Regions from separate parts of the Homo sapiens genome. Here all the other regions are linked to region 4. The links are chromatin loops, found by intact Hi-C in ENCODE. Cell type or tissue: endothelial cell of umbilical vein. All regions are shown on one strand.

Region 1 (8,000 bases), 87 kb before region 4:
TATTCACAAATAAGTAGAGTACTTAAATAAATGTCAGAGTTAAAATGGTGACTTAACTAATACTTTTTGTAAACTTGAGAGTAATTCCTCACCATCTTGAATGAAGATATTTTGTGTATCTTGATTATGTGGCAAGACTTGGTTGTCTTTTTCATCTGCCTGACCCTAATCCCACTCCTGATCTTCAGTAAAATAGATTAAAGAGAAAGAGACTCTGTTAGTATAATATACGTGCAAATGAAGGTGTTAATCACATTAAACATGTATCTACTCATGTAATAGTCATTCTCTGAGTAGCATCAATGCCTGGATTACTCCCCCTGCTCTCCTCCTACGTTTTTGGATCTCTCTTAAAGGAGTAGAATTATATTTTGCAGGTCCTGCATATACCTGCAGGGGACCTTAGGGTGACGTGTAAAACAGATCTTTCTCTTGTAAACATTGCTGCCCTGTAGCGTAATATAGGATTATTGTTATATGTTACTAATAAGTTTACATTCTAGTCTACCAAATGATGGGGAATGGGGATAGTATATTTTACTACAGTTAACATTCATAATTAGTTTACATACAAATTAACTGAACAAATTAAATTATATATGCAATTACAAATATATCTGGTAAAAATTCTGGTTCTTGTTTGGTCTTCCAGTGTGCTTTCAGCAAAAACTGCTAATATGCCTCAAGCCACAAGCCATATGAGGCCAAATAAAACTATTTTTTAAATACACTCCCCAGCTGATTCTAATTGCCCAATTCATTTGTGTTTCTTTCCACAAACCATTTCTGCAGCCTATCAGTAGGATTGCCTGATTGATCATTCCCAGAGATTTGGGCAGAGTGCAACTAGGATGCCTATTATCCCTGGCAACAAATAACCATGTTAAAAACAAATGTTCTCCACAGCAGATGCAGCTGTGGAGAACATACAAACTCACAGAAAGAATATGGGCAAATAAAAAAGACATTTGCAAAGAAAAAAGATTTCAAAAGCTAACATAACTCCCCCAGTGCCTGGCACATTTATAGGTACCCATGAAAAGAATATAATCACCATGTTCAAACAAGAAAGCTAAACTGAACTGTTCACATTCAACAGTGACATAGGCAGATAAGAAATGTACCATCAGCAGGGAATAAATAATGTTACCCAAAATGACACCTAAAGAGCAAAGGATCTAGAGAGGTGTCATGAAATTTTCCAAAATAAAATCTCAAACTAAATCAACTTAATTATTAAACAATGTAAATTTGAAATGGGGGTAGAGTGAAGAGGAAGAATTGAAAAATCAAACAAAGAAAACTATCAGTTGAGCTTTCCCTATGACAATGAGAGTAACTGTCAATCGATAACAATGACTATGACCGTAAGTATAACCATCAAAACATATTTAATAAGAGGATTGAAGGTGGTAGACATTTCCCATATTTATTCATTAGCATTCCATCACAGAGAAATCAGCTACCTTTTGGTATATGTGCTAGATTAGTTCAATCAATGATTATTAGCATATGTTTTAATGTCCAAAACCTAAGAGCTGTTGCTGTGCCAAAGAAATCAGGGTGTAGACAAAAGAAATGCAAGGAATCCAGCCTCACCTTTTAAAGTTTTCATGAGACACAGCTTCATGAAGAAAACACTTGTGTATTAATACAAGAAGTTTAACTCAAGAGTGTGTGGGTAGCATATCAAGCAATCAAAGGTAGCTGAGCACAGGAAATGGAAAGAAACAACATAAATGCAGAAAGAATTCAGGCATTGACTACACACCGGCCCGTGAAACTGGCTGCTCCCTTTTCTATCAGATCCTACTCGGTCTGTCATTGGATGGGCAGTTAGTAGAACCAGGGACTAGACAGGAGTTAAGCACCTTATGCATCCCCTTTTCTCTCCACCAACTGCATCTATTATCAAAATACAAACTACTCCCCACCGCCCCCAAAAAAGTGCACTTCAGTTGAAAGTAGTACTCTGGTGGCACAGAGAATGGTATTTCCAATGTCTTTTTCTCAGATTGTTTATGTATTTGCACAGAGTGTTAGCTAAGTCCCTTTATTATTTTTTGCATCACAGCTTCCCTCCATGTTTATTTCTCTGGTTTACACCAGCAGTGTAGTGTTATTTCTCCAAACAAAGGAAATGTGCCAAAGTATAATTTTATAGTGGTCTCCACTAGCCTCCTTCTTTGCCCCCTACCATTTCAGGCTGCTCAGTTCTAGTTTTCCCCACAGGGAAACTTAGTCAAGGATTTTGCATAATAGTTGGGAACTTGTCAAGGATTTTGCATAATAGTTGACATTTTGTGTGTTATGCCTGGCACTATGCTAAAGGTTTCTTATGCATTATCTTATTTGGTCAGTAAAACAACTTTATGAGATATGTTTTTCTATTATCCGCATCTCTAAGATGGGGAAATTAAAGCTTAGAGAGATTAATTCACTGACCAAAGGTGAGCAGAGCTGGATCTGAGCTAGAAGAGGCTAACTCTAAAACCCACACTCTTTTTTTTTTTTTTTTTTTTTGAGACAGAGTCTCACTCTGTCGCCCAGGCTGGAATGCAGTGGTGAGATCTCGGCTCACTGCAACCTCTGCCTCCTGGGTTCAAGTGATGCTCCTGCCTCAGCATCCCAAGTAGCTGGTACTACAGTCATACACGCCACCATGCCTGGCTAATTTTTGTATTTTTAGTAGAAGCGGGGTTTCACCATGTTGCTCAGGCTGGTCTCGAACACCTGACCTTGTGATCCACTCGACTCTGCCTCCCAAAGTGTTGGGATTACAGGTGTGAGCCACTGTGCCCAGCCTTTTTTTTTTTTTTTTTTTTTGAGAGAGAGTCTCACTCTGTCACCCAGGCTGGAGTGCAGTGTCACGATCTTCACTCTGCAACCTCCGCCTTCTAGGTTCAAGCGATTCTCCTTCCTCAACCTCCTGAGTAGCTGGGATTGCAGGTGCACACCATCATGGCCGGCTAATTTTTGTATTTTTAGTAGAGACGGGGTTTTGCCATATTGGCCAGGCTGGTCTTGAACTCCTGACCTCAGGTGATCCATCCACCTAGGCCTCCCAAAGTGCTGGGATTACAGGCATGAGCCGCCATGCCCAGCCTAAACCCCCCATTTGTAGCCACTTCAATATATCTGCTGTCTTTTAAGAAAATGTCAAATCTGTCTAAATTGCCTTTTGAAAAATGAGAAACAACAACAACAACAAAAAAAAAACGAGCAGAAGGCACATTCTCTCATCCTGACTCCCTCCCCACACAACCCACGTGGAAAAGACCTTTACTTATAATTTTATATGAAAGTGACTAATGTACCAAGCTCAGTGCACTTTAAGAGACTCTTTCACTTTTTAAAAAAAGAATTGTGAGCAAAGACTATATTCTCAACAAATACTGTCTTTCTACATCAATTAAGGGATTGCAAGTTTGCATATAGAGAAAATAGGTCTGTACTCTCATTTATGGAATTTAGTCTGGCATTTTTGAGGTAACCATTCATTAGGAACAAAGTTTTGTTTTACAGCTTTATTAAGATAGTACTGATATACAATAAATTATACATACTTAAAGTATAAAGTTTGGAAATTTTTGACATGTTTACTCTGTGAAAACATTACCTACTCAAAATAATAGACATTTCTATACTTCCTAAAGTTTTCCTTTATCTTTGTTATATTTATGTCCCACTCCCCACCCCTTCCCCAGGAACTACTGATCGGCTTTCTGAGACTGCATATTAGGTTTCATGTCACAGATGTTTATATGAATGACATCATGTAGTATATACTCTTTTCCTTCTGGCTTCTTTCACTCAGCATAAATATTTAAGATTCATCTGTGTTGCAGTATGTATCAATGGTTCACTTTTATTGTTGTATAGTATTTCATTGTGGGAATATGTCACAGTTTGTTTTATCCATCCACCAGTTGATGAATATGTGGGTTGTTTCCAGGTTTTGACTTTTAAAGTAGAGCAGCTGTAAGTTTTGGTCTGAATATGTGGTATATCTAGGAATAGAATGACTGGATCATATAGCAAGTCTATGGTCAACGATTTACAAGCTGCCAAGTTATTTTCCAAAGTGATTATTGTACATTTCCACCAACGGTGTGTGAGAAGTGTGTAGAATAACCTTGCTTTTCTCAAATTATGATCAAGAGTTAGTACCTGGCTCCTCAGGGAAAAGAAATGAAAATCCTGGATCATAGTCCCTTATGGACCTTTTGTCTTCATTAGAAAATTATGTAATAAATATATCAAGCAAGGTCTCCTGGAATGAAAATTTTATGACACCACATGAAGATAAAAAACATGTTTTGAATAAATTAAATAATTAGCTAATTGTTTTGGAGATCCTTGACTAAGACATGGAAATACCTCTTCAGAATTGCTCAGGTCTTCTGAGGATGCATCTGCATATGACACTAGGGCGAGGATGTGTGACTCAGAAATTCCACTCACTGGAAGTCAAGGCATATTTTTTTTTTTTTCTAGCTGGGCTTAAAGCCAATGTCACCATAACTTTAATGGACTCAGTGTAGCTGTGAGTTGTATTATCTCAGGAGTATAATCATAAAGATAAGTTGAAAACAGCATTCCAGGAGATTGCCAACACTCTATTATAAAGTAAATAAATACAGATGGGGCACTACACTGAAAATGTGGCATGAAGTTGCCATCCACGGCAGAGGTCAACATTTGGACCTGATAAATGAAGCCAAGTCATAGATAAGAAAAAAATATCTAGGACCAAAAGAACAAATATTTAAGAGTGGAGCCCTCAGAAAAAGAAAGAATCATCCATAGGAATAAAAGAAAAAGAAAGGTAAGGAGTCTTCTGGCATAGAAACGGCAGCATTTAGGATGAACTGTCCTCAAGACTATCTCCAATGCTGTTCCTTCTTCATGACTGAATCCCCTACACTTGCTGTCTCATCTCCCTAGGGTCAGCTGGACCTGTTGGACTTGAGGTGTCAATTTGGATGTTTAATTTTGATTTAAACTCAATTTTAGATACTTTTCTCTTTTGAGATCTTCATATTTAATCCATTATTCAAACTCGTGTAGCTAATGAAATGATGGGGGAGAATAGAAGCCTTAGTTTTACATATACGATCAGTATGATGGTGATTTTTTTTCCTGTATAAATTCTATGTAAAAGAAACCTGGTTTGAACCCCCCCCCAAATTAGAGTTACTTCCTAATGATTTTTAATGTAATCTGATTTTTTTTTCGGGCTTCTTTCTTGTGCTTGTTTTTCAGACATATGAAGGAGGGTCTTTTCATATTAAATTGTTTTCCTGGCAGCACCTGAACCAAAGGATCAGACTTAAAATAAGTCTTTTTCCAATGTTATGTTGAAATTGGATACGACATTTCTCACAAAACTTCTAAGTCAAACAGTGATGAGAAACTACTGCCTAAAAGGTACCTATTTAAGACAGAGACTATATATAGGTTTTTTAGAAGTTCTTGTTCTTCTCCCTCTGCAAAGCACCACACATATCCATGTTTCATTTATAAATAGATTTGAAAATTACTTTCGTGCACCTGCATTAACCATTTTCTGTTCTGTATGATGAAATACAGTCCTTGGGAAGATTTTTCCTGGGTCATGGTTTAAAAAAAAAGAGAATGCTGAAGACTATGACTAAAATTCCTTTGTTAAAGCCCAAAGTCAATCAAATCTATTTCCATCCTTAGCAACATGTGGTTCCATTAAAGTTAATCACTTTTCTATTTCGGTGTATAGGCATTAATTCCCTACTTTAAGGAGTTTAATAGTTGAAGAAAAAAAGTACAATTCCAGAAATAAGTACTCTCATGAACATTTGCAGAATATTTGTCTTGTCCGAGATGTTTCAGAAACAAATAAATGAAATGTAGGAAACAAGATATGGGCATGATGCACTATTTCCTTGAAAGAATGCATTGGCCATTTGTCATGTGGGGACTTAATACCTTTTATTGTATTATATTCTTCTATAAAGGTATTCTTCTAGACATCAAGCATGAGAGTTTCCAGAAGCCATTTTTTTGCTATGTTCTTTAGTTTGTGTTCTCTAATACAACTCCAAGAACCATACCGGAGAACCAAACAGAGTGGTTCTGGCCAGGGCTCACTCTTTCTCTGTTTCTCTCTCCTGTCATCTCTATTTCAACAATATCTCTTAGCTTTGCTTCTCTTTGGGTGCAGCATTATTCTCTTCTACTGCAAATAAGAAGATTCCTCCAGGTGTCCAGAAAGATGGTCACCAGTGGCCCTAGGCAAACATTATTTGAACAACAAGATGTACTCAATTAGATTATTTATTTTTGCCTACACAGTTTATACAAGTTACAGATAAAATAGTACAAAGTTGTATTTGCTATTATTTTCTCTTTCTAAAACCTTCCCTCTACCTTTAGTTGTGTTCATTTTCTTATTTCTAATATTATACTATGTACTTGTACTGTCTTTTTTATCTTGACCAATCCACAGATTCTGTATTTTACCAAAAACAATTTGTACATTTACTAAGTTTCCACTTTCTCCTACTTTTTATTCTTAACAATTCAAGTTTTTTCTTTTCCTCCTACACATTTGGTATGAATGCTTAGCGTTTTTTCCCCCAATATATTCTCTTTTCTAACAAATGCACTTAAGGCTAAAATTTTCCCTCTGCCTACAGCTTTGGCCACATTTCACATATTGTAATGTACTGTTTTCTCATTGTTCACTTATAATATTTATTATTCATTTTTATTTACTCTTTAGCCAACAGTTTTCTAAATAAGTCTTTTAAAGTTTCCATAAAAAGATATTTTAGTTGTATTTTAATTGTTAATTTTTTTATTTAATGTATTATGTTAAAAATATTTTATTATTATTATTATTATACTTTAAGTTTTAGGGTACATGTGCACAATGTGCAGGTTAGTTACATATGTATACATGTGCCATGCTGGTGTGCTGCACCCATTAACTCGTCATTTAGCATTAGGTATATCTCCTAATGCTATTCCTCCCCCCTCCCCCCACCCCACAACAGTCCCCAGAGTGTGATGTTCCCCTTCCTGTGTGTAAAAATATATATATATATAAAAAAAACAGTGGGAACAGATAGCAAAGACAGAAAAAACATTTTTTTAAAAGAAAAATATGTGTAGCATATATGACATATTCTTTAGAATTTGCTACAAATTCAAATTTCCTACCTGGTTAATTTAATTTGGAAAGTTTGAAAAATACATATATTCTCTTTTTCTTAGAGATATCTAATCAAACTTGTTCTTTTAAAAAAATTTATAGCAATTCTTATTTTTGTTTACTCAAATAATTGAATTTTGAAAAGCATAGTAATACTTTACATTCGATTGTAGTTGTTACTTGTTTCTTGTATTCTATCAATCTTTGCATTATATATTTAAAATTTAAGTTTAATGACTGTCATTATTTTGGTGGATTATGCTTCTTTTTTATCAATAATTACCCTAGGTTAAGTTAAAATATTCCTTAGATTATATTTTAACTGATAATATTGCTACACTTTATTTTGTTACTTTTTTTTTTTTTTTTTTGAGACGGAGTCTAGCTCTGTCACCCAGGCTGGAGTGCAGTGGCTTGATCTCGGCTCACTGCAACCTCTGCCTCCCGGGTTCAAGTGATTCTCCAGCCTCAGCCTCCCGGGTAGCTGGGATTACAGGCGCCCACCGCCACACCTGGCTAATTTTTGTATTTTTAGTAGAGGTGGGGTTTCACCATGTTGGCCAGGCTGCTCTCGAACTCTTGACCTCAGGTGATTCGCCTGCCTCAGCCTCCCAAAGTGCTGGGATTACAGGCGTGAGCCACCGCACCCAGCTTATTTTGTTATTCTTGATTGATAAGTATTTTGACTCTCATACATGTTTACTTTTTGACATATTTTCTTTCTTAGAATTTCTTGGTCTTATTTTATTAATATGCTATCTCTTGAGTGTTTTCAGGGATATTAATGATATATATTTTTTAAGTATTC
Region 2 (8,000 bases), 69 kb before region 4:
ATCAAGTGTTGTTTATACATGAAATCATGTAATCTTAGAGTTGGAAGACCTTAAAGGTCATGTAGTACAATGTTCAGACCAACGCATGAGGCCACACTCTCCACAATGTCCTGCTTCTTTTAAAAGTCTTTCTATTTATTCATCCAGTGAATATTTGTAGATTACCAACAATGCACAGGGTGCTGGAGATACATGATACGTGATATGTTCTCTGTCTTCATGAAACTTACTTTAAAAAATTGATAGATGACTAGCAATTTAGACTGCTGTTTCTCTCCTACCACCGCCGACCCCCTTTCCTTAACATCAAAAAATACAAACCAACCTACTAGCCAAATATGTCAAAATATGTCTTGGAACAATGTCCACTGGCCTTCTGGGAGTAGCATGAATTCTATTCATAGCCTAGTCTATTCCCCATGACCTCAGCCACTTCTCAATGTTCAGCCCTTATCTCTCCCTGACTCTCTCTCTTATGATTTTTTAAAACTCACTGCACCTACCAGAAATAATAATAATGATTAAAGGGCCTCTACTCATAAATTCAAATGCCTAGTTGTTTTAGTAATACTAGCTTACACTTACATAGTACTTTCCATGAACCAGGCACTTTCTGAAGCACTTGATATGTGTTCACTCCTTGAATTTTCATAAAAACATTGTGAAGTAGGCACTCATTTTAGTCTTCATTTTACAAATGAATATACTGAGGCATGTAAAATCAAACGCCATACTTGTCAAAGGTAAGCTAGAATTGCATTGTGACACTATTAGTTAAAGAGTAATTAAGAGTAATGCAATGAAATCCTGTAAGAATCTTAGTATCTTATAGTGTCTAAATAAATATGTAAATAAATGCAGTTTTGTGTAATCACAAATTGTGGTACACTTTTTAGATGCTCGAGACTGATTTTTGTTTTGGATAAATCCAGGTCTGCATTGCCCAATATGGAAGCCACTAGCCATACATGACATACAAATCTTAATTAATTAAAAATTAATAAATTTAAAATTCAGTTCCTCTGTCAAATTAGCTACATTATAGAATGTGCAATAGCCAATAGCCACATGTGGCTAGTGGCTAGAGTATTGGGCAGCACAAATACTGAATGTCTCTATCATCACAGAAAGTTCTGTTGGACAACACTGATCTAGATGGTGATGAAAATGGCAAAAACCCTATCTATGAGAGAGAATGATGTATTGAAGGCCAGACTGAAGCCCTTGGGTTAGCTCCTGCCCTCCTTGACTCATGAGCAAAATGGATTAGGCAAATGCTTTATTTTCTTGTTCTTCCTCCTTTTTTATCACACAAATATCAAAAATTCATCATTAGCAAAATTGAAAATGCAAAGAAGTAAAATGAAAAACAAGTCATAAATTCTCCTAAGTTAGGTGATGCTACTTTGAAGTAGAAATCCACTTCTAAATAGAAGGTAATTAGTGATTAATTTTTGTTTAATTTTTCCTCTGAGTCTTTCAATAGCTAATAATGGACCTACTGTGATCTCACAATAATCTACTACATTTTACATATTAATATGCTTACTCAATAAGTAATTACCAAGAATTTCTTTAAATTAAAAAAAGAAAACTGAATTAACAGAAACAGGTACTCTACCCAGAGGGGAGAAGCGTAACACTTTAGTGTAGACTAACTCATTTCAACTATTAGGAAACCCAGGGAATCCCATCCTTTTACAAAAATATTTTCATACTCCCTTTAAAGAGCAGAGTGGGAAAATGTTGAGGAAATGAGGCCTTCCTGTTTCTGCCACATGTGTTTAATTATCCAGCTGCAGCTCCAAAATAAGTAAGATCGGAAAATTCTTTCAGATCTCCGTGTAGCTGAATATCAAAGGAAATTTGGGTGATTCTAAAACTATTGTACTTCTGGTTCGTGTTGGAATTATGAGAGTTCTCCTGTTTTTGTCTCTAAATATAGAGTTCAGTGATTTGAACCTATGGAATCTCCCTGCAGTCTTTTTTCTTTTATATGACGACTATATAATAAGTGAAGAGCATTTTGAAGAGGGCAAGTTCACTTTTTTTAGTTGAGGCCAAAGGCCACAGTAAAATCTTTGTTCTTTTACTTTTATTTCTAACTATGCCTAATTTTTTTAGTATTCTCTGAAATTTTATTAAATTCTTTTTATAAATATCTTTCTGGATCTTTTAAAACTTTTTTTCTTCAACATCTAAGAAAAAACATGTCACAATAATATTGTGATGCTTGCCTTTGCTGGGCAAAATATGTTTTTCAGACGTTAATCTTTATTACAAATATAGATCTGAAGGAGCTTTAGGCAGTCAGTTCAGTCTAACCTGTTTCCAAACAGGTCTGATGAAGCCTGAGCTGGTGATGCCACCAAGGCAGATTTTATGATAGGGAGAAAGTGCAATATTTGAAGGGTAGAAAACAGCAAGAAAGTGATTCTGTGCGCTGAGCTTCAGGACTCTGACCACTATGCTTCCTCACGGATGGGTCACTTCTTTTTTTCTTTTTTTTTTTTTTTTTGAGACGGAGTCTCGCTCTGTCGCCCAGGCCGGAGTGCAGTGGCGCGATCTCGGCTCACTGCAAGCTCCGCCTCCAGGGTTCACGCCATTCCCCTGCCTCAGCCTCCGGAGTAGCTGGGACTACAGGCGGCCGCCATCATGCCCAGCTATTTTTTAGCAGAGACTGGCTTTCACCGTGTTAGCCAGGATGGTCTCTATCTCCTGACCTCGCGATCCGCCCGCCTCGGCCTTCCAGAGTGCTGGGATTACAGGCGTGAGCCATCGCACCCGGCCCGGATGGGTCACTTCTTTAGGAAAGAAAACCTCTACTCCACTGTTAAATGTAAGAGCTCAGAAACCATTGAAATACTTTTTATATAATGTTAAGGAGTACAAGAAAGTGTAATGGTAGAGGAACAGTCAATGCAAAAAGTAAAATCAATACATGCCAATAAAAAATGTGAAACCTTCTAAAGGAAAGAATATATACATTTGCCCAAGAAATTCTTCTATTTAGAATAAACAATTTTAAAACATGGATATGCATATTTAGTATGAGACATTAACATGTAAATTATCTTTAAATAGTTTTTTATTATATTGTTAAAAGAGTAAAGAATGTGTGTTGGGGTCCTAGGTGTGGAAAGTGATGCTGAGCCAGAATTAGGAAGATACTCTGTTATTGAGAAGCTGGGAATTTGAAAGGAAGTTTGGTATCTGAGAGAGGTGAAGGAGGGAGGGGGCATAAACATTTTTCCACAAACACTCCCAGATCAGGAATTTGTGTGACTAAGGCATGATGCATAACTGAAATCTAAAAAGGTGTGACTAATGCCTGTGTAATTTTTTGTGGTGCATTTCTGTTCATGAAAGTAAAACAATGCCTTTTCCAAGTTTTAGTATTTGGAAAGCTTCCCATAGGGAGTATCAAAAATACATATTCTTCCACTACCTTTACTCTTCCACAATTAATTCTGGCTTCACTCCTCACCTATTGTGGGACTGTGAACCAGTGACCTAGCTTCTCCATGTTGCTTTTCCCACGTGTAAAATTGAGATATTAATAGTACATATGACATAAAGTTGTTATAAGTTGTTATAAATGAGGTAAAGATTAAATAAAATACTAATTGAATCTAAAACATAAAGTTGTTATAAAGATTAAGTGAGATAGTGCAAATAAAGTGCTTAGCACAGCGCCTGGAACATAGTGAAGTCTGCAATAAGTGGAAGTCATTCAAACTATTAGGGTCTTTAAAACCACAGGGATATTTCACAGGAACAAAGCAGTGATCTATATAGTATGTCATATGAATGGGAAAAATAGCCAATGTGACAAAAGAAGATACACATCAGTGTCTGTTGAATTAAGGCTCTGGTTGGTGATAATTCTATACCTGTGGATTTCCGAAGACCAGCTGAACAAACACAATTCCCAATAAATATACTTGTCTGCCTTACGAGGCAGCATTCTGTCGAACTGTGCTATCCAATAGAGCTTTCTCTGATGATGGAAATATTCTATTACTCTCTACCCAGTACAGTAGCCTCTTGCCACATGTCATAACTGAGTACTTGGAATATGGTTAGTATAACTGAGGGACTGAACTTTTATTTTAAATTTAGATAGCCATATGTGGCTGTGGCTGCCATTTTGGACAGCACAGCTATAGAAAGATACAAATAAACAGCATACATAAGTCATAAGTCATATATTTAAAACAACTTCTCTTTTCCTCACTCTACATTATGCCAAAGCCAAAAGACAAGTTTAAGTACCTTGCATCATCCTTTTATTATGGCACACTAGAATACTCAGCGTAGGTATATGCTGAAGGGGCAAAGAGCAAGGACATTCCAGTAGCATAGCACATCTAGAACCCAGATCTCAGTTTCAAAGTACCATTATTCACTAAGAGTACACATGAATTTTTGGAGACGTGGCTGATTCCGAGTTGGAGATGAAGAATACAAAGTCAAAAAACAAAAACAAAACAAAACATGATGCAGTTACACAAAGAAATTTCAATATTTGTTTGCATTTTTGAAAGATATTAAAGGTTGTCCAATCGTTGCCTACAGCAACACTTCTTAAAATTCCATTTATCCCATTCCTTTCCATATCTCCCGCACCCTGCATCTGTCTTAAATATCAGACTCTCCCCCTTTTCCTCTCAATTCCCACTAAATTCAGTCTCCAAACAAAATTTGTATAGCTCCTCACCTCTCTCCATTCTTTTGCTTTCTCCTCAAGTCTTTCTTTTTTCCCCCTTGAATAAATCTTTCTAGTGCAGATACCCCTTCCTTGCTTCTCCTTTCCCCATTCTCTGATTTTATGGCACAGAAAGCAAGGAACCAAGATGGCAGATTCAACATATCTCTTAGAAATTACAAAGACCAAGCTAACAAATTCAGATTTCTCTTATAGACGTGGTCAGAGGGAGAAAGTATGGAAGTACTTGTAACTTAATTTTTTCTTTCTACTTATTTTTGAGTCCTAAGCACATGTATTATATACTATTTTCTGAGACCCTTTCTAATGTCATCTAACCAAGTTTCTGAAAGCACCACACACAGTTAATCCTATACATGCAATTATTTGTTGACTATATAATATTATAAGTAAAATTACTTCCTGCCAAAAATATATCCTCATTTCAGATAGCAAGTTCCCTGTTAGAATGAGGTATGTATTTCCTTTCCAAGCATTATTATACAAAAATAGAAATACACCTAGAGGAATAACACATTAAACAACTATCAAACGTTAACATTCAACATATCTGTTTCTGCCCTGGCAGGTTCCTGGCATCAGACAATGCCTGGAATGGAACTATTCCTAAAAGTGGAAGGGCTGATGGCATTGTACCATCGTAGGTACAATGCACGCCATGGGGTGTAGCTGGGAAGGGTGTGTTTGGGGTGGAAGCAAAAATCATAAGGTCACCCGAATGCTAGTTGAGGGGTAAGACACACGAAGAGTAAGCAAGATGCCCCCAAAATTCCATTTCACGGTATTGCCTCTAGTCGTCCTTATCCATTCATCAAATAATTAAGGTATGAACAATATATAATTAAATAATTTTGGCAAAAGGTGAGTTTCTGTTATTATACAAAGGCTTAACTAATAATGTGAGTCTTAAGGTTTCATACTATGAAATGCTAGAAAACATAACAGACGTTCTCACACCTTTCTCAGTTTCTATCTTGGTGCCTCTATTAATACACGAAAATAATGTGCTTCCCCTTTACAGCCATGAAAATCATATTGAAAATGATGCATACTAAACAAAAAGATACTGTGTCCTTGAAGAATCAGGCCATAAACAAGACTTCTTTTGGCATTCACTAGAAAAATCTCAAACTCATGAGGACCTTTTTCCAAGGCCATCTTTTAAGTAACGCAAATTTGGAAATACATGAGAGGAAATAATTTGTTAACCAGCTGTCTTTCTTAAACATCTCATTAAACAAATTAATCCATACCAAAGGGGCTACCATACAAGGTCATAAATGAAACAAGTCTTGCATATTTGTCACTAGGGCAAAAGATACAAAAGAGATAAAATTCTGGGAACAAACTATGCTGTTTAAACTCTCACAAACACTTTCTAATTAAAATTTGGAATAGAACGGAAATCAACAGTACTCAGTCATTTCTTTACATCAACTATATTTAGAATAGGACAAATAATGAAAGATTTAATAATGTTCATATGGAATGCATTGAGATCAGGCAGCTTGGAGAGGTTGGCTTTATAGACAAAAATACTCTATGATTCCACTTATATGAGGTACCTAAAGGAGTCAATTTATAGAAACAGAAAGCAGAATGGTGGTCTCCAGAGGCTGGGAGGAAACGTGAATGGGGAGTTGTTTAATGGGTATAGAGTTCGTCTTGGAAGATGAAAGGAGTTCTGGAGATTGGTTGCACAACAATATGAATATACTTAACTCTACTGAATTGTACATTTAAAAATGGTTAAGATGGCAACTGTTCTATTATGTGTATTTTACCACAATTAAATTTCTTTAAAAGAGAGAAAAAATACCTCAGTTGTTTCCTGTAATATTCAGATAGAATTCTGGAGGAAAGATCGTCTAAGTCCTAGTTATGTTAGATCCTTCAAGATCCTGTCCCTCCTTACGTCTCCCTCTGATGACGTCTCCCTTCAGCACTGACACTCTGTACTGCTAGCTGTACTGGAAAGTTCCTAGATGGCAGTTTTTTTCTCAAACTCTGACTCCCAGAACATTTTCTACTTTTTCCCCTGGGAGATGATGGGGGATTTACCCTGAAGCTAAGGAAGCTAAGACAGCAGGGCACTTCACCACCATTCTCTTCCAAAGCCATGTACTTAATTTTTTTCATTTTATTTTAAACCACTCCCTCTCTCCCCACATACACAAAAAATTTGTATAAGCTTCAGACCCCACTAAACTTGCATCCACCTCTGCCAAGGTGTCTTATATATATAGTAGGATATCCCTTCCTCCAGGACATAAGCATCCTGTCCCAAACCCCCTTTTGGTGATGTGTGTATTGTCACATTGTTTACGTATTGTCACAGACACTGGATTGTACTTACCAGCCTTCCAAACCAAGCTGTGTGTGTTTTCTAAGGAAAGGGATTTTATTTGTCTCTCTACTTCAGTTCCTGAAACATAGTACAGGATAAGTGTACAAGAATTGATTTAAGTCAGTTCACGAACTGACTTAAGAAAGCTGGCAGAAGAGTCAGGACTAAAATCGAGTCTTTAAGTTATGGGTACGCAAAGGCAGACAGAGTGGTATAATGGCCATTGGAGACTCAGAAGAGGGAGGGTAAGAGGAGGGCGAGGGAAGAAAATTACATATTGATTACCACATACACTGTTCAGGTGGCAGGTACACTAAAATCTCAGATTTCACCACTATACAATTCATCCATGTAACCAAAAATCACTTGTTCCCCAAAAGCTATCAAAATTTTAAAACTCTTTTTAAATAATTAATATAATAATAATAATAAAATCGAGTCTTTAGTATTTCCCCTACCCCTAACTCATCTTTTCTTCTTTGCCTAGTTAGGGGCACACAAACTTCCCTCTTAGAAATATAGGGATTTGCTTGCTATGCAAAGTAAACATTAAACAGGTTTAACTAGACAGCTCAAGTTTTATGAAACTAATCTTTATGTCAAGACACTGAAGGCAACTTAATAAAAACAGGGATTTAGATATGAATAAACTATATACAAACTTGACGTCCTACTTGAAGAAAAAGTAAAAGTTGGGCTCAGTATTTCTGTCTGCATACTGTGCAAACAATTCCTAAAATACAAATCATACCTCTAAAGTGAAATAAGGAAAAGTTCCTCATACTGAAAAGCTCCCTCAGAATGCATTTTAGATCCTCAAAAACTTAAGGACAAGTTCATATGTAGGTATTTCTGTGTGCTTACACAGGATTAATACTTTTGAATCATTAACAAGTCAAATTAGTAAGAATAAAAATAAACAAT
Region 3 (8,000 bases), 180 kb before region 4:
TTACCATGGCAAAGCAGGAGAGAGAGAGAGACAGAGAGCACTAAAGGGGAAGTGCCACACACTTTTAAACAACCAGATCTTTTGAGAACACACTCACTATTACAAGAACAGCAAGGGGGAAATCGGCCCCCATGATTCAATCACTTCCCACCAGGCCATTCCCCAGACACATGCGGATTACAATTAGAGATGAGATTTGGGTGGGGACACAGAGCCAAACCATGTCATGCTCATTGACAATGCACCTGGCCACCCAAGAGCTCTGATAGAGATGTACAAGGAGATGAATGTTGTTTTCATGCCTGCTAACACAACACAATATCCATCCTGTAGCCCATAAATCAAGGAGTAATTTCTATTTTCAAGTTGCCTAATATAACAAATGCATTTTGTAAGGCTACAGTTGTCATACACAGTGATTCCTCCGATAGATCTGGATAAAGAAAACAGAAAATCTTCTGGAAAGGATTAATCATTCTAGATGCCACTAGGAACATTTGTGATTCATGGGAAGAGGTAAAAATATTAACATGAATGGGAGTTTAGACGAAGTTGATTCGAATCCCCACGGAAAACTAACTTAGAAGGGTTCAAGACTTCAGAGGAGGGAGTAACTGCAGCTGTGGTAGAAACAGCAAGAAACTACAATTAAAAGTGAAGCCTGAACATGTGACTGAATTGCTGCAATCTCATGATAAAACTTGAATAGATTGGGAATCTCTTCTTACGGACGAGCAAAGTGTTTTCTTGAGATCAAATCTATTCCTGGTGAAGATGCTATGAACAGTGTTGAAATGACAACAAAAGATTTAGACCATTGCATAAACTTAGTTGTTAAAGTAGCAGCAGGATTTCAGACAATTTCCTCCCATTTTGAAAGAAGTTCTACTGTGAGTATAATGCCATCAAACGGCATCACGTGCTACAGAGAAATTCTTTGTGAAAGGAAGATTCAATTGATACAGTAAACTTCAGTGCTGTCTTACTTTAAGTAATTGTCACAGCCACCCAACCTTCAGCAGCCCCCACCCTGGTTAGCTGCCATCAACACTGAGGCAAGTCCCTCTACCAGCAAAAAGAATATGACTCACTGAAGATTCAGATGATCACGAGCATTTTTCAGTAATAAACAATTTTTACACTAAGATATGTCCATGTTTTTTAAGACATAATGCTATTTTACACTGAACAGACTACAGTATAAACATATAACTTTTATACGCACTGGGAAATCAAAAACGTGTGTGGCTCACTTTATTGTGGTAGTCTGGAACAGAACTCACAACATCTCCAAGGTATGCCTGTATTTCATTTAGGTGAAGATATGAAAGCGGCAGTTGAATATACAAATCTGTAATTCATGGGACTGCTCAGTGTTGGAGATCTAATTTGGGTTCATCCATCTATAGGTATATTTAAAAAGCTGAGGCCTGAATAAAGATACCTAGGGAACACAGGTAGAGAGAGCACACAAAGCCTGACCTGCAGCATTCCAGTGTTTAGAGGTCAAGAAATAAGATAGAGTAGTGGACTAGTGGCCAAGTAATAAACTGGGTCAAAGATGAAGAATGAAGAATGCCAGTGGATTTTGCCATGTGGGGGTTTTAAGGGACCTCGATAAGAGAGCTTTTAGTACAGTTGTTAGGACAAGACAGGCCTAGAGTTTAGTCTTAAAAGGGAACAGAGAAATGACGTGGTTGTTGGAGGAGACCATAGAGACAAAGAAGGTTCATTTATTCATTTTTATGTTTAAGACAGGAGATAACTGTCCTATGTTGTATGATGATGGAAATGGCCCAGTAGAGACAGAAACATTGATGGTTTCTATTTTTTCCATCTTGTTTGGTTTGGTCTTTCAGAATTTAATACCTAATGAATGACTTTTTTTAACTTTTATTTTAGTTTCAGGGATACATGTGCAGGTTGGTTCTATAGATAAATTGCATGTTGCGGGGGTTTGGTGTACATATTATTTTGTCACCCAGGTAAAAGCATAGTACCCGATATGCAGTTTTTCAATCTTCACCCTTCACCCACCCTCCACGCTCAAGCAGGCCCCAGTGTCTATTGTTCTCTTCTTTGTATCCATGTGTACTCAATCTTTAGCTCCCAATTATAAGTAAGAACATGCAGTGTTTGGTTTTCTGTTTCTGCATTAATTCATTTATGATAATGGCCTCCAGCTCCATCCATGTTGCTGCAAAGGACATGTTCTCATTATTTTTTTATGACTGCGTAGTATTTCATGGTGTATATGTACCACATTTTCTTTATCCAGTCTACTGTTGATGGGCATTTAGGTTGATTTCATGTCTTTGCTATTGTGAATAGTGCTGCAACGAACATACGTGTGCATGTCACTTTATGATAGAATGATTTATATTCCTTTGGGTGTATACGCAGTAATGAGACTGCTGGGTCAAGTGGTAATTCTTCTTTGAGTTCTTTAAGAAATCTCCAGACTGCTTTCCACAATGGCTGAACTAACTTACATTCCAACCAGCAGTGTATAAGCGTCCCTTTCCTCCGCAGCCTCGCCAGCATCTGTTATTTTTTGACTTTTTAATAATGGCCTGAATGACACATTTGAATTAATTAGTTTGACAAGAGTTTTAAAATATCAAACACACTTTCCCACAGTGTTCATTTTGTTTATATTTGCTTATCTCAGTAAATTGTTAACATGTAGAAATGAAAGCTTAAATGTATAATGAGCCATATCTCTGCATTTATTCAAAGACTTTAGGGGTCAAATTTGCTTATTAAACTGTGTGACAACCAGTTCTGTTTTTGAAATGTTTAAAATTTATCTTAATGTCCACTTTAGGTTCTAAATAATTGAGATAGGCTATCTATAAACCCTGCATTCACCAGATAATGGCCTCAGTATATCCTGCACTTGGCCAGGAATTGACATTCAGTCTATAATTATTTACTTACGGAAGATTTATGTTTTATAAGTAAAAACAGAGAGTATTGGTTTTAGAAATATATGATGTAGTTAAGAAAATCCAAGAAAAGCATTAATTAATAATAGAAAAAATCACTCACAGTTATTGAAAGCATCCCGCATGATGGGCGCTGTGCTGCAATCTACGTTCATGCTCTCATTTACTCCCCTCAGCAATTCTCTCTGGTGGTGGCCACTATGATTCTATTTTACAGACCAGGAAGTTGAGTCATTACAGGGGGCAAGTGACTTGCTGAACGGTACACAGCTGGGAAGTGGTGTGGCTGGAATTTGAGGTCATGCTTTCCATAGTCATAGTACACGACCGCTCAAGCAGGCTAGCATATGGATGGAAGGAAGAGAATGCTTCCTTTTCATACCAATGTCTTTATGTATGAAAAGCAAAGTTATGTTGATCGTATTAGGAATCAGGGTGAGTAATTTCTATTTTACCATGGAAATGATGAATTAACAAATTATTTTAATGTAGCAAAATTCCTCTACTGAAAGAATTAGACAAAACTCCACCATATATTCACTGTGCATTTGGAAGGAGGAGGCCAGAAACTGAAAACTCCAAAAGCAATTTTATGAGGCAGACAGAATTCCTTTGGGACTTCATATTAAGCTATTTTCAGTAGGGAGTACAAATATTTTGTTGAAAATGCTAAGAAACGCCTTTAAAACATTTCCTAATAGGGTCATAGTGGCTTGTTGTAAAGAACAGAAACCAATTTGCCCCATGCCTGACATATTGTTCAGTATTTACTATTAATTTTGTTCTAACAAAAGCCTACCTCAGATCAATAAATATAAATGTTGTAAAAAATAAATTTGATAAAGATTACATTTTTTCATTTGATGTAAAAGTACTTTTCACACTTTTTGGTAATTCATTAGGATGGTGATTTCATTTTAAGATTAGCTTTCCCTTTCCTTTTGTGTTACCTGTATTGAAAACTGGCTATTACCATATGTACTTCTTTACATTTTCTGCAGCATGTAATTAAGAGCTAAACTTATATATTTGTTGCCCTTTTTCACCTAATGAAGATAATTCCAAGGTTTGTAGAGAGAAATAAGAAACCATTCAAACCACTTGTGTTATTTTGTTTGTTGCTTTGTTTTTGAGACGGAGTCTCACTCTGTCACCCAGGCTGGAGAATAGTGGCGCAACCTTGGCTCACTGCAACCACTGCCTCCCAGGTTCAAGCGATTCTCCTGCCTCAGCCTCCTAAGTAGCTGGGACTTCAGGAGCCCACTGTCACACCTAGCTAATTTTTGTATTTTTAGTAGAGACAGAGTTTCACCATGTTGGCCAGGCTGGTCTCGAACTCCCGACCTTAGGTGATCTGCCCGCCTCGGCCTCCCAAAGTGCTGGGATTACAGGCATGAGCCACCACACCCAGCCACATTCAAACCACTTCTGAGGACTCTCCTATACTCTGGGTACTTAACTATGAAGTCTAAAGTTGTGGGATGTATAAACCAGCTATAAAGCTAGACAGGCTGACTCTAAAGCAAAGGGTAACATTCTCCACCTTCTGTTTTCTCTGGCTGTCCTTCCCTCTGGAGTGTCCTCCTTATACCTATAGGGATGTCTAGTGTCTGCTATCACAATTTGCTAATTGAATAGGCTCGATATCAGTCATTTCCACCTTAGTGAAAATTAAAACTGCTGTGTATTCTCTCCCTCCCTAAAGTAATTTTATTTTAGGCCTTGTTTATAATGTGACATGGGAAGCATTTCCTCTCCCACCTCCTTTAAATATATTTTGAATATCAGGGATTAAGTAGAAAAGATATTAGTGAAGATAGACTAGCCTTGAGAAGCTTAGTTATGCACCTCAGATAACACAAATCCGTGCATAGCTAGTCCCAAAGTAAAGCACAATAAATTGCATGAAATAATCAATGAATCTGAGGTGCTTGAATAATAGAGTCTTAGAACTGGTTGGTACCTAAGGATTTGTTGTACTCTTCCCTCCCACCCAATGCAGTAATCTTCTCTGTAAGAGCAGTAACAGATGGTCAAGAACTTGTACCACTATTTTGGTTTTTCTTATTAAAATGGCTAGATTTCAGAACTTCTTGGCAAGCTGCTATTCAAATGCAGAAATGCATCTGCTTAGAAACTCAAAAATAAACATGTTTTCCAAAGGAATCAAGTATGTTCTATAAAATCCTGGCCTGTTCATAGGATGTGGTAAGCATGAATTTCATTACAAGTTAATTCTACCATGATGGTAGTGAGCTTCTTTGTTCCAAACTAAGAAGTGTTGAGTGTGATTGGTGATGGTTGGAACTAAGGGGAGGGAGCTGAGAACTGACAGATGTATGCTCAAATCCTGGATGTGTCCTGGCATCAAATTTCAGAAAGTTAAGAAATAATGTTTTGTAAGGCAGTTTCATCTCATAATTTTAAGTTACTGTATTCATTCTACATGAAATCCATCATTAAACTCAGATACCATATCCAGTAGAGTAAATCAGGACCAAATACAGCCTGTAATACGCAGAGCCAGTGAGGCTGGGCAGCTTCTGTCTGAGTTCCAGACTCACTGGCACTCAGCTAAGGATTCCAGACACTCAAACTTAGCAAGAAATAGGACAAGAAGCATGGAGCATGACTTAATATTAGTCTGTGTGCATTTCTATGTGGAGCAATACATTTGCAATGCTTCTTAAAATGTAATGATGCCACAGTTTTATTTTTACATACAGTTATTAACTTTCAAATATATTCAGCAGATGATATGACTGCACATATTGGGATTTGGTATATATAACCTTTCAGTCCTTTTGACAGAGAGTGATAACATTGATAATCTCCATATGGCTTAATGTTTCTTTGCTCTCCCTCCTTTCGGAAATTCTCTGTGCCTCGTTAAATGGAGAAGATTCCATTAATATTCAATGATACATGAACAAGCAATTAAAATAATTTCTATTCTAATCTGGAAATAGAAAGTATTTTCTATGTAGCATTATACAAATGCTATATTTATGAGCTATGTGGGTACTATAGGCAGAGATCAGTTTCAAAAATGAGCAATTACACTGTGCCACATTATAGACTGATTTGAACCACATAAATTTCATGTTTAAGACTCACTTTGATTATGTTGCGTATTTTACCATTTTAGAGAGGTTTCCTTGTGATCCTAATTCTAACTCAAAATAACCTGTTTTCACTTTTTGCCTATCCTTCCAACAATCTCTTCCCAACAAACCACCACCACCACCACCAAAAAAAAAAAAAAAAAAAAAAAAAAAAGCTTCACAAAGGTTTTTGGAATTCAAATGGGTCTTACAAAACTTTTGGATAATTCAAGTGTAAACTAATCAGAAACACATGGGATTGAATTCCCTTTGAGATTTACAATCAGGGTGAAAGGACTTGGCAAACTGTAATGGTTTAACAACAAAAGAAATCAAGAATTTTCAGCCTCACAAGCCTCTACATTTCCTCTCAATTCATTTATATTTAAAAGGGAAGCATATGCTAGAGGCTAGAGTTTGGAAAACTGCCTGGTTATCTGATCTAGTGTTCTGCATCAGCACCTCATCCACCACCCATCACCTTAAGTTTATCTTCTCAACCTGCATGATTTTGAGTGAAAGGGGAGCCAGAAGTGAGATGTATGATCATCCTACTAATAGTTCACATCTGTTCTGAGATTCTGATTGCTGTGAAAATTCTTGTGATAGAAAAATAATTTGTTAAATTCCCTCTTAAAACCTGAAGCAAAAATTATCAGGCTTCTATTTTTATAATACAAACAATTTTCTTCCAGAAACATTCTGATCTGTGTACTCATTATTTTCTAAAGTACATATTTACTTCACATCAGGCATACAATGGTGGACAAAACAGCTGCCTTTCTTCCCCGTATGGAGCTTACAGTATAGTGAATATTTCATGGGACTAGTATCTACAGAAGGTGTTTTGGGAAGCACAGCTTTGGAGAGAGTAATTTGCCAACATTGCACAGAATAAAGGCACCATGAGGGCCCAAGGAAGGAAAAGATTTGCAGCTGTCTTGGTAAGAACTGATGATAAGTGGAATCACACAAGAGATGGTTTAGATATAAAATCAGCAGGATTTGGTAGCTGCTTGACTTTGGGAATCAAAGATGAATTTCACTAGAAAGATAGTTGCGCTGATACAAAGAAAATACAAGAAGCTTGGGAAACACAATTGAGTTTAGGCTGCATATTTGTTTTATGTGCTGTATAGCAAATTACCACAAACCTAGCAATATAAAACAATATGCCTTTACTCTGTCACAGTTTCTGTGGGTCAGCAGTCTGGGTATGGCTTAGCTAAGCTCTCTGCTCAGAAGCTCACAAGCTGTAATCAAGGTTGCATTCTACATTCTCATCTGGAAGCTGCATTCTCATATGGAGGCTTGACTGGGGAAGATCCACTTTTCCAAGTTTTTCAGGTTTTTTGAGAATTTGTGTATTTGTGGTTGTATGACTGAGGGTCTTAGCCTTTTATTGGTTGCGGCTAAGGCAAACTTTAAGCCCTAAAGGGAGGTCCTTGCTGCCTGGGCCTCCCTATAGGCAGTTCATAACATGGCCATTTGCTTTTTCAAGGCCAATGGGAGAATCTCTAGTTGCAGTGTGCTAAGAGAGTCTTGTATACTTAAGGCAGTGACAATCCACCATCTTTGGCATACAATATACACTCATCAAAAGAGTGAAATCCTGCCTTTGCATATTGTATTGGTCAGAAGCAAGTCACGGGCTCTGCCTACATTCAAGAAGAGAGAATTAAACAAGAACGAGGATGCATTGGGGGTCACCTTAGTGTATGTCGGCTCTAAGTTTGGATGTGTTGTGTTTGAGGTGTTAGAAGAGCCTTTGGTGAACAAGTCATCCACGGTTATAAACTGGACAATGTACATCTAGAATGTTTTTTTCCTTTGTGAACTTCTGATAGCAATTAGGGTTAAATGGCTATTTCCTTATAATATTTCTTTATCCAGTTTGTGCTGATTACATTTATAAAATAAAGAGAAGTAAACCTTATATATGAAAACA
Region 4 (8,000 bases):
ACCCACCATACTTCTTCTTTTTTATAGTCTCTTCTTGCTAATCCTAAATAAACTGAAATTTGTTTCCAATTTTTAAAATAAGAAAGTAACAATATAAATCACAGGCACTTGGATACCTGTACCATGAAGCTAGACTAGAGTCCAAAATTATTTTTGGAAAGTGAGTATGTGAAGAGTAGTTGCTGATGTTGGCATACATTTTCTTGTCAGTTCATCTGGAAAAACGACCAACCTATAATAATAAAGCAGGTGCTTGGCTTTTTAAAATGTTCTTTATAGTTTTCAGGAACTTTTAAAAATTCATCTTTTTGATAGTCATCCACATCCCATTAATTTATTTTGATGCCTCTCTTGGAAAGTTGTTGGAGTGTAGTGAAAAAAGCCCTGCCCTAGAAGTCAGGCAACTGGATTCCAGTCTCAGCATTGCCGTTATTGAGGTGTATCCCTTCATGCAAAGGGTTTAATCTTGGGTTCTCAGTTTTCTTATCGTTAATGAAAGAATTGAACTAAATGGTCTCTCAGGAGCTTCCTATCTCATTGTTTTCTGTGACTTCAGCAGGATGAAAACTTGGCTATGTATATGAAAACCAACCTAGCTGTCCAGTCCAAAAATATTTTTTTAAATCAGTGAATTTTCAATCAATTACAGGATAGGTGTGCTATAAATACAATAATTAATGCATGTACTTTTCACCCTTCTATTGATTGTGAGACTGTATTTGGCCTCAATTCATTAAAACAGAGATCCTAAGATTTTTATCAATGCTAAGTCTTTATTATTATGAATTTCTGAAAAAAATTATATCTTAATTAGAATTTGCGATTGAACCTTTAACAACATGGGGTTGAACTGCTCAGTCCACTTATACTCAGATTTTTTTTCAGTAAATACAGTTAGCCTTCCGTATCCACAGGTTCCTCATCCACCATCAAACTGGATCCAAAATAGAGTATTGCAAGATGCAAAACCCTCAGACAAGGAGGGCTGACTTTTCACCTCCTTGGGTTCTGCAGGGATGACGGGATTTAAGTATGCAAGGATTTTTATATCTGCAGGGGAATTCTAGAACCAATCCCTCAAGGGTACCGAGGAATGACTCTATTTCATTTTAAGATTTTCTGTCAAAATCACTGCTATGCCCCATAATCACTGCCATCTTTCTCTTTTGCCTGGCTATTTGCCACAGCCTCCTAACTGACCTCACTTCCTGCCTTCAATATGATCACCAATCCATTTTTCTCTTAAAAAAAACGTGATTATACCAAGACTACCCTGTCATTTCCTTGCTTAAAACTATCAATTGTATGTGATTGCCCTGAGAATAATATTCCAAGTTCTTGAGCAGCATATGCAAGGCCTTCGCCATCAACCCGTTGTCATCGTTAGCAACTCTTCTGTAGCTTTACTGAACAACCCGTGCTACTCCTGTGTACCCATGCCAGCATTGTTTTTCTTCTCATGCCTGCCTCACTCTTATCTGTTTCCAAAACTCTTCCACATTAAGTGCCTCTTCTGTGTCTACATCTAAAATGTTGTACAAATTCCTATTATCACCTGTCACGTTGTAAAAGTAACCCTGTTAACTAATACCATTAGACTGCTAGTTAGGTATTTGAGAACCAAAAACATCACTTCACGTTTGCTGGGATTCTGAAATGGTGCCCAGTGCTTAATGAGTTCCATCAATATTTTCTGTATGAATGATTATGTAAATAAATAACTGGAGAAAGCTTGGGATAATTGCAGAACTGAGAGTGGGAATTGCACAAAACTTCATAATTTCTTCTTTACAAAAGGGATTTGAAATGTACTGATTCTAATAAAAATTTCCTTCCCACCATTTTCTCACTCATGAATCATTAAGTTGAGAAAACAAAAACGTATATAAACCATTTTATATTTTATCGATTGGGGTAATGCCTGCCTTTAGTCTCCATTCTCGTATCTAAAATTTACTTTTAATTCTTCAGGGGTAGAAAGCCCTAGCATTTAGAAACTTGTCTGGAAACACACTTTCATGCTTTCTAGAATGTTGCTATTTCATCTACTATTCTATTCCTCACTTTGAAATTTATAACACTGAAAGATTGTTTCTTTGGGTTTTACATTTTAGAAAACACATTGTCTCATCTGAATCCCAGGACAAATTAAATAACATAATGGAGAAATCAAACAAATAATAGCTTAGTTTTTCTAGCTTGCAACTTTATCATTTTAGAATGTTTGTTTAAGATAACAAGTGCTTACAGAATTTTTACAGGGTTACATGTTACTTTAAGAAACTTAAAAAAATAGTAAGTAGAGCTGCAAAGAAAAATTACCACAATGAATGTAATTTATCACAAATCAGGATTTGGTACACTTCTTCCCTTCAAGTTGTGTATGTGTGCAGGGAAGACAGGGGAAGAAGTTGACAGAGGAGGAGTAAAGGATACAGGTATACTAGATAGTCAGTTTATATTTTTTAGGAATAAAAATAAGTTTGGCAACTATAATTTAACCATCCCAATTTCTTCTCCCTATTCACCCCAAAATAGCAAAATGAGCAAAATAAAGCACCCCTTGCTAAATTTTTAAGACATTTCTGTGCCCACTCTCCAGTTTCTTGCTTTGGATTGTACCTGAAATGCTGCCATTGGAACTTGACATCTTGATACTTTTTTAAGTGAAACACACCCTTGAGTGGGGTAACATTTCAATCTATTAGCAGTCATCTATTTACTTTAGGTGAACAAGTGATCTGAGAAAGGAGTGTTGAAAACTACATATGGGAACCAAGCATAAGAGCTCTGAGCACAATATGAGAGCACCATACACTGATTAAAAGAGATGTCACCAAAGAGAAAGCTGTGACAAAGGGAAACAAGAGGCTCCAATCACATGGCCTTCAGCCTTCCCAGTTTCGCTTTTGGACAACCCAAATCCCTAGTGAAAGGGGCATGGAATCTGAACAGGAGTGGAGGAAATTGAAGTCAGCTAAAGACTTTTCTTTTTATCCACAAAGGAAAGTTGCTTTTGTCTTACTGAATGAATAGGACCCTAGGAGTGGGCATGAGGGCTCTGCTGGAACCATGTGCCCTAAAGACAATGCCGAAGCGTGCAACTGAAAATGAAAATGAAACTGTAACTTGTGACCATCTATCTGTGTCTTCTTTCGCCTTGCCTCTCTGTGCTGTTGACTGTTGCGGCATGTCTGCGGCAAAGAAAGACCATGCTGCAGTCAGAGAAATCAGAGGACACCACTTCAACAATTAACCAAAAATAGGACAGGGACACCTATCTGCCTGTGCTTGGACGTATTAGGTCATTCAGCTCAGCTGTGTGACTGGAGAAATCATTTTGCCTTTATAGGAAAAGGTAGGGGTGTAGGATGATGAGAGAAAGGAAGAGACATGACTCAGAGTGGGAAACAGCACGTAGCCAAGGGCAAATATTTCTCTCAGACATAAATGGATCAGGAAGAGGTGAGAGCAGCAGGTCATCTTTGGAGCATTCTTTTCTTTCCTGCCTCCCAGTCACTTGTCACCGAGCACCAACCAGTAACAAAAGGGGAGAGAAGGGCAGTATGCAGGACCTGTTTCTCTAACTGACTGGCACATCGGTTCCAGCCAACTGCTGTCTCAGCTAACTAGGGCAGTGAAACAAGGAGTCATTTGGAAAGTTTCAGGGATGCACACTCCACATCGCAGGGAGGCAAGTGGTGAGGAATAACCACCACGCTTATTTTACTGAGGAGGAAACTGGTTGAAATTCTTTATGTATTATATGGCTGGGAGACCTCTGATCTCAGTACAAACAATAACAGGAGTATTTAGATTTGTCGAGCACTTATAATCTTCTGGGCATTTACTTAATCAGTACAATAACCCTACGATGGGAATGTTACTGTCATTCCCATTTTTCAGATAATGAAACTGATGCTGTGAAGTTAAAGAATTTGCCCTAGACCACAGTCAGGATGTGAGCCAAGAGAGCCTGACATCAGAGCCCACACTCCTAATCACTGTAGAGATGATTTTCTATTTCCTGAAAGAATGTGTCCATGGCTGTTCTTATGGCTTCCAGCCAAAATCTTCTTTTTTCATTCATCCACCTTTCCTACTCTGAGAAGCACCTTTTTTTCCATTCTCCCATCAATGGAGGCAGTTTCATGTCCTCAGTTGTAAGAGCTGTCCCAAGCTAGCACCTGGGCTTCATGTAACCTCCTCACTCGGCCTCCATCTAATCCCTGAACCCCTCCCCCAGCCCTGTATGCCGCTTTTCAGGGCACACCCTTTCTTTCTCCTTAGGATCTGAGCTCTAGACCTTACACTCCAGCTAAAGTCAGAAAAATAGTTCCCAAATGCCATTATTCTCATTTTTTGTAAATTTTGTAGCATTTTATTCCTTCACACAGACTTCCCTAATATGTATCAAAAGCCCAGTGATGATTTTTCTTCTCAATGCTAAACATCCTGACATGTAAAATATTAATAATTACAGCAATAATTTCAGTTTGGACTAAACATATTGTTTTCTAGACAGAATCCTTATTTTGTATTTTCTTCATTTTGTCGGAAATTTCTTGTCAGTTTGTACATCCTTTTATGTTATCCAATTTTATTGTCAGTTACTTTGTCTTGGAGATCCCAGGGAAAACCATATATGAATTTATTTTCTCCTATTGAATAATTTGCTCATTATAAATTTTATTTATTTTATTTTTTAGAGACAGGGTCTTGTTCTATCACCCAGGCTGGAGTGCAGTAGTGCAATCTCCTAGGTTCAAGTGATCCTCCCTCTTCAGCCTCCCCAGTTTCTAGGACTTCAGGTGCATACCATCGCACCCAGTTTCTACATATTTTCTCACAAAGTGACAGTGGTAAACTGATCAGTATCAAAGTCAAGAATTAGATTGAAAAAATGGGAAATCATGACACTAGAATACATAAAAAGAAGCATAAGATGCAACCAACCCTTTCTCTCCAGTTATCTGTAGCCTTTTTGGGGCAGACATAGGAATAGCACACATTATTCAGGGTTAGGTAACATAAACAAGATGAAAAGATCCCCACAGAATTTCTTGTCTATTCAATCAATTTCACATGTTGTATGTGCAGGGGCCACGCAGGGGATGGGATGGGTGGAGTGAGGGGCATGATGAAAGCACTGGAAATAAAACACCAAAAAATAATTTGTTATCATATAGAATAACCAAGTGAGCAATCAACTGAATCATTAATATACATTTTATTTAGACGAGGAAAATCCTATGATTATTACAATTTTTAAAATTAGATTGCTAAAAAAGTATCAGCATTGTTGGTATTATTTGTCCTGGAAGTGATTGAAGGGTCCTAGGAAAAAAAATAACTGTGTAAACTGATTTTTATTAAAACTATTTTTTTGGCCGGGCACGGTGGCTCAAGCCTGTAATCCCAGCACTTTGGGAGGCCGAGGTGGGCGGATCACGAGGTCAGGAGATCGAGACCTTCCTGGCCAAAACCGTGAAACCCCGTCTGTACTAAAAATACAAAAAGAAATTAGCCGGGCGTGGTGGCAGGCGCCTGTAGTCCCAGCTACTCGGAAGGCTGAGGCAGGAGAATGGCGTGAACCCAGGAGGCGGAGCTTGCAGTGAGCCAAGATCGCGCCACTGCACTCCAGCCTGGGTGACAGAGCGAGACTCCGTCTCAAAAAAAAAAAAAAAAAAAACAAAGACTATTTTTTTTTTTTTCTGAGGAAAAGAAATCCTATGTGGGGTTATCCTAAGCAACAATCTTATTTGACTAGGCACACACAAACACAAAAAACTGTGACCATCAGTATGTTCAAACAAGGGAAAATGGCAAATAGAAGATTGTAAAACAATTTTCCTGGAAGAACTTTGGCAATGATAAGCATTAATCTGGGGCAGATCAGATGTAGACCAGGCTCTATGATGTGTGATGAGCTAGGGATCTATTGATTTCCATGATTTTACGGTTCTTAGAGTTGAAGAAATATTCAGAATTGGAAAGGAAAATCCCTGAAGTCTGCAATGAAGTCTGCAGGGCATGGGACTCTCCAAAATGCAGGATAGGTTTGGGCTACTTTGAAGCAGCCCCTAAGAAATTGTTCTTTTTATGAAGTTAATAGATTGGTGCCACCTCAACTCTTGCTGTTCACCAATACCTTTTTGGTGTGGTCAATGAGATAACTTAATACAGCTCAAGCCCTTTCATAGCAAAAATAAATAAAAAATAATAATAATCCTGTCTACTGCCCAGTTTGTAATTCTTGATTTCACATTCCAAGAAGCCTTCAGTTTATAGAAATAGAAAGAACTGCCAGTTCCCTGCAAGCACCTTGGCCAACTTAGCCTGTAGGGTTCCCCCTTAAATGATGTATCCTTCAATTTGCTTACAAATATTTCTTTAATAGTATGTTCCTTCATTTTATTGAGTTGGGATTCCCTGTAAGTCATCCAGCCTGCAGTGCTGCTGCTCTTCCCATGATATAAAGTCTCCTTTTGTGTGTATTTGTGGAATTTTGTTCTCCATTCAGGGTTCTTACATAGGAGAGTGATATTTGCTGGCATAACTTCTGCATTTTTAAACATCTTCAGGTTTAAAGTTTTTATTTCCCCTACATTACTGTTTCTCAAAATAAAATGAGCATAGGAATCACCAGGGGATCTTGTTAAGATGCCAATTCAAATTCAGTAAATCTGGGATTGGTCCTGGGATTCTGCATTTCTAACAAGCTCCCTGGATGCTCAGGCTGCAAGTCCCTAGATCAAACTTTGAGTAGCAAGGATCTATCTAGTAAGTAGCTTGAGTAAGACACGGAAAGAGATGAAGATAAAGTAGCTACAGACAGACAAGAGAAGAAACTAACAGAGAGTTCATTTGTTTGGCTCTATGAGAAGATTCTACTGGCTGTCCAAAAACTAAATCCCCCACACCTGCTTTAAAACACATTCACATTCCCTCTGAAGTTAGCTGAGTTGCTTGAAGGCAAAACCAGCAGTGCAGAAATAAACCCCATTCTCCAGTATGCACAAAAGCTGATGTTGCAATTAAAGATTTGCCCTGGAATTAGTGAAAAAACAAACTCATCATATGATTACAAGAAAGTAAATTTCTGTATGAAGAGCAGATCACTTATGTGTATGTTCACCACATGAACCTACATCCACACACACACACACACACACACACACACATAGAAACACACACACCCACAGAGTCTTTAAAGACGGACTTTATTTTATGCTGTAAACCTAGACTTTGGGAGGCTGAAGTGGAGGGATTGCCTGAGTCCAGGAGTTCGAAACCAGCCTGGCAAAAATCCTGTCTCTACCAAAAATATAAAAATTAGCTGGGTCTGGTGGCACACACCTGTAGTCCCAGCTACTAGGGAGGCTGAGGATCACCTGAGCCTGGGAGGTGGAGGCTGCAGTCAGCCGTGAAGCATGCCACTGTACTCCAGCCTGGGCAAGAGAACGAGACTCTGTCTCAAAAAAAAAATATATGAAAAATCAACTTGCATACATATATATAATGTGTGTGTATATACAAGCACATATACATATATTATATATATATATATATACTTTTAAAAGAGTAAAATATTTTACTCTTTTAAAGCATCATTGCCTCAAAAGGAGTGGTTCAGAGATAAATTTTCCCCAGGTAAAACCAACTCCTGATAAGTAGTTTATTTACTAGGGAAAGGGCCAAAAGGAAAGAGAGTTTCCTTTGTTAAATAATGGAGCCCTGACTTAAAGCCAGATGGGTTACAACACAAAGGGCTTCTGTGGAGAACTACTCCCAAATATTTACATTAACTTAAGAAAAACATGGAAGTTTAATATCTCCTTATAATTTGGGGTAGTATTAAGGGGCTAAAGGCATTTTTATTCTTTATCATTTCATTATAATCAAAAAGGATTTTTAATTACTTACTTGTTAATAATAAAATCTATGTTTCCCTAATATGCTATTTAAAAGCTCACTAGTATGCTATAAAATGGTGCATT

Evidence for each region. Hi-C counts contacts between places; a loop is a spot of excess contacts. Peaks named below come from ENCODE experiments on the same cell type or tissue, not always from the same donor. Only the 100,000 strongest peaks of a DNase experiment are listed, where the experiment ranks them.
Region 1: a loop joins it to region 4, with 5 times the contacts of the local background. A loop is called at or near these places in 12 of 110 quality-filtered maps.
Region 2: a loop joins it to region 4, with 4 times the contacts of the local background. A loop is called at or near these places in 31 of 110 quality-filtered maps.
Region 3: it touches region 4 in a loop (3-fold over the local background); 10 of 110 quality-filtered maps call a loop at or near these places.

What each region holds. Positions count from the first base shown.
Region 1 is chr7:116,422,057-116,430,056 of GRCh38, forward strand. All of the region lies in intron 1 of CAV2-DT (CAV2 divergent transcript), which reads right to left. Among named protein-coding and RNA genes, the nearest start is that of CAV2-DT, 73 kb to the right of the region's middle. In endothelial cell of umbilical vein, no CTCF peak of the experiment used is centred here; a DNase peak (open chromatin) is centred at 4,485; H3K27ac peaks cover 1,835 bases.
Region 2 is chr7:116,439,951-116,447,950 of GRCh38, forward strand. All of the region lies in intron 1 of CAV2-DT (CAV2 divergent transcript), which reads right to left. Among named protein-coding and RNA genes, the nearest start is that of CAV2-DT, 56 kb to the right of the region's middle. RefSeq lists an enhancer at 2,528-3,727. In endothelial cell of umbilical vein, no CTCF peak of the experiment used is centred here; DNase peaks (open chromatin) are centred at 1,771 and 3,351; H3K27ac peaks cover 3,417 bases.
Region 3 is chr7:116,324,781-116,332,780 of GRCh38, forward strand. The region is part of intron 6 of LOC105375463 (a long non-coding RNA gene); the gene reads left to right. Among named protein-coding and RNA genes, the nearest start is that of TES, 120 kb to the left of the region's middle. RefSeq lists an enhancer at 3,075-3,369. In endothelial cell of umbilical vein, no CTCF peak of the experiment used is centred here; DNase peaks (open chromatin) are centred at 951, 2,621 and 3,231; H3K4me3 peaks cover 2,718 bases; H3K27ac peaks cover 4,488 bases.
Region 4 is chr7:116,508,770-116,516,769 of GRCh38, forward strand. No RefSeq gene overlaps it. Among named protein-coding and RNA genes, the nearest start is that of CAV1, 12 kb to the right of the region's middle. RefSeq lists enhancers at 3,035-3,414, 3,425-3,474. In endothelial cell of umbilical vein, no CTCF peak of the experiment used is centred here; DNase peaks (open chromatin) are centred at 1,622, 3,462 and 7,792; H3K4me3 peaks cover 1,090 bases; H3K27ac peaks cover 4,392 bases.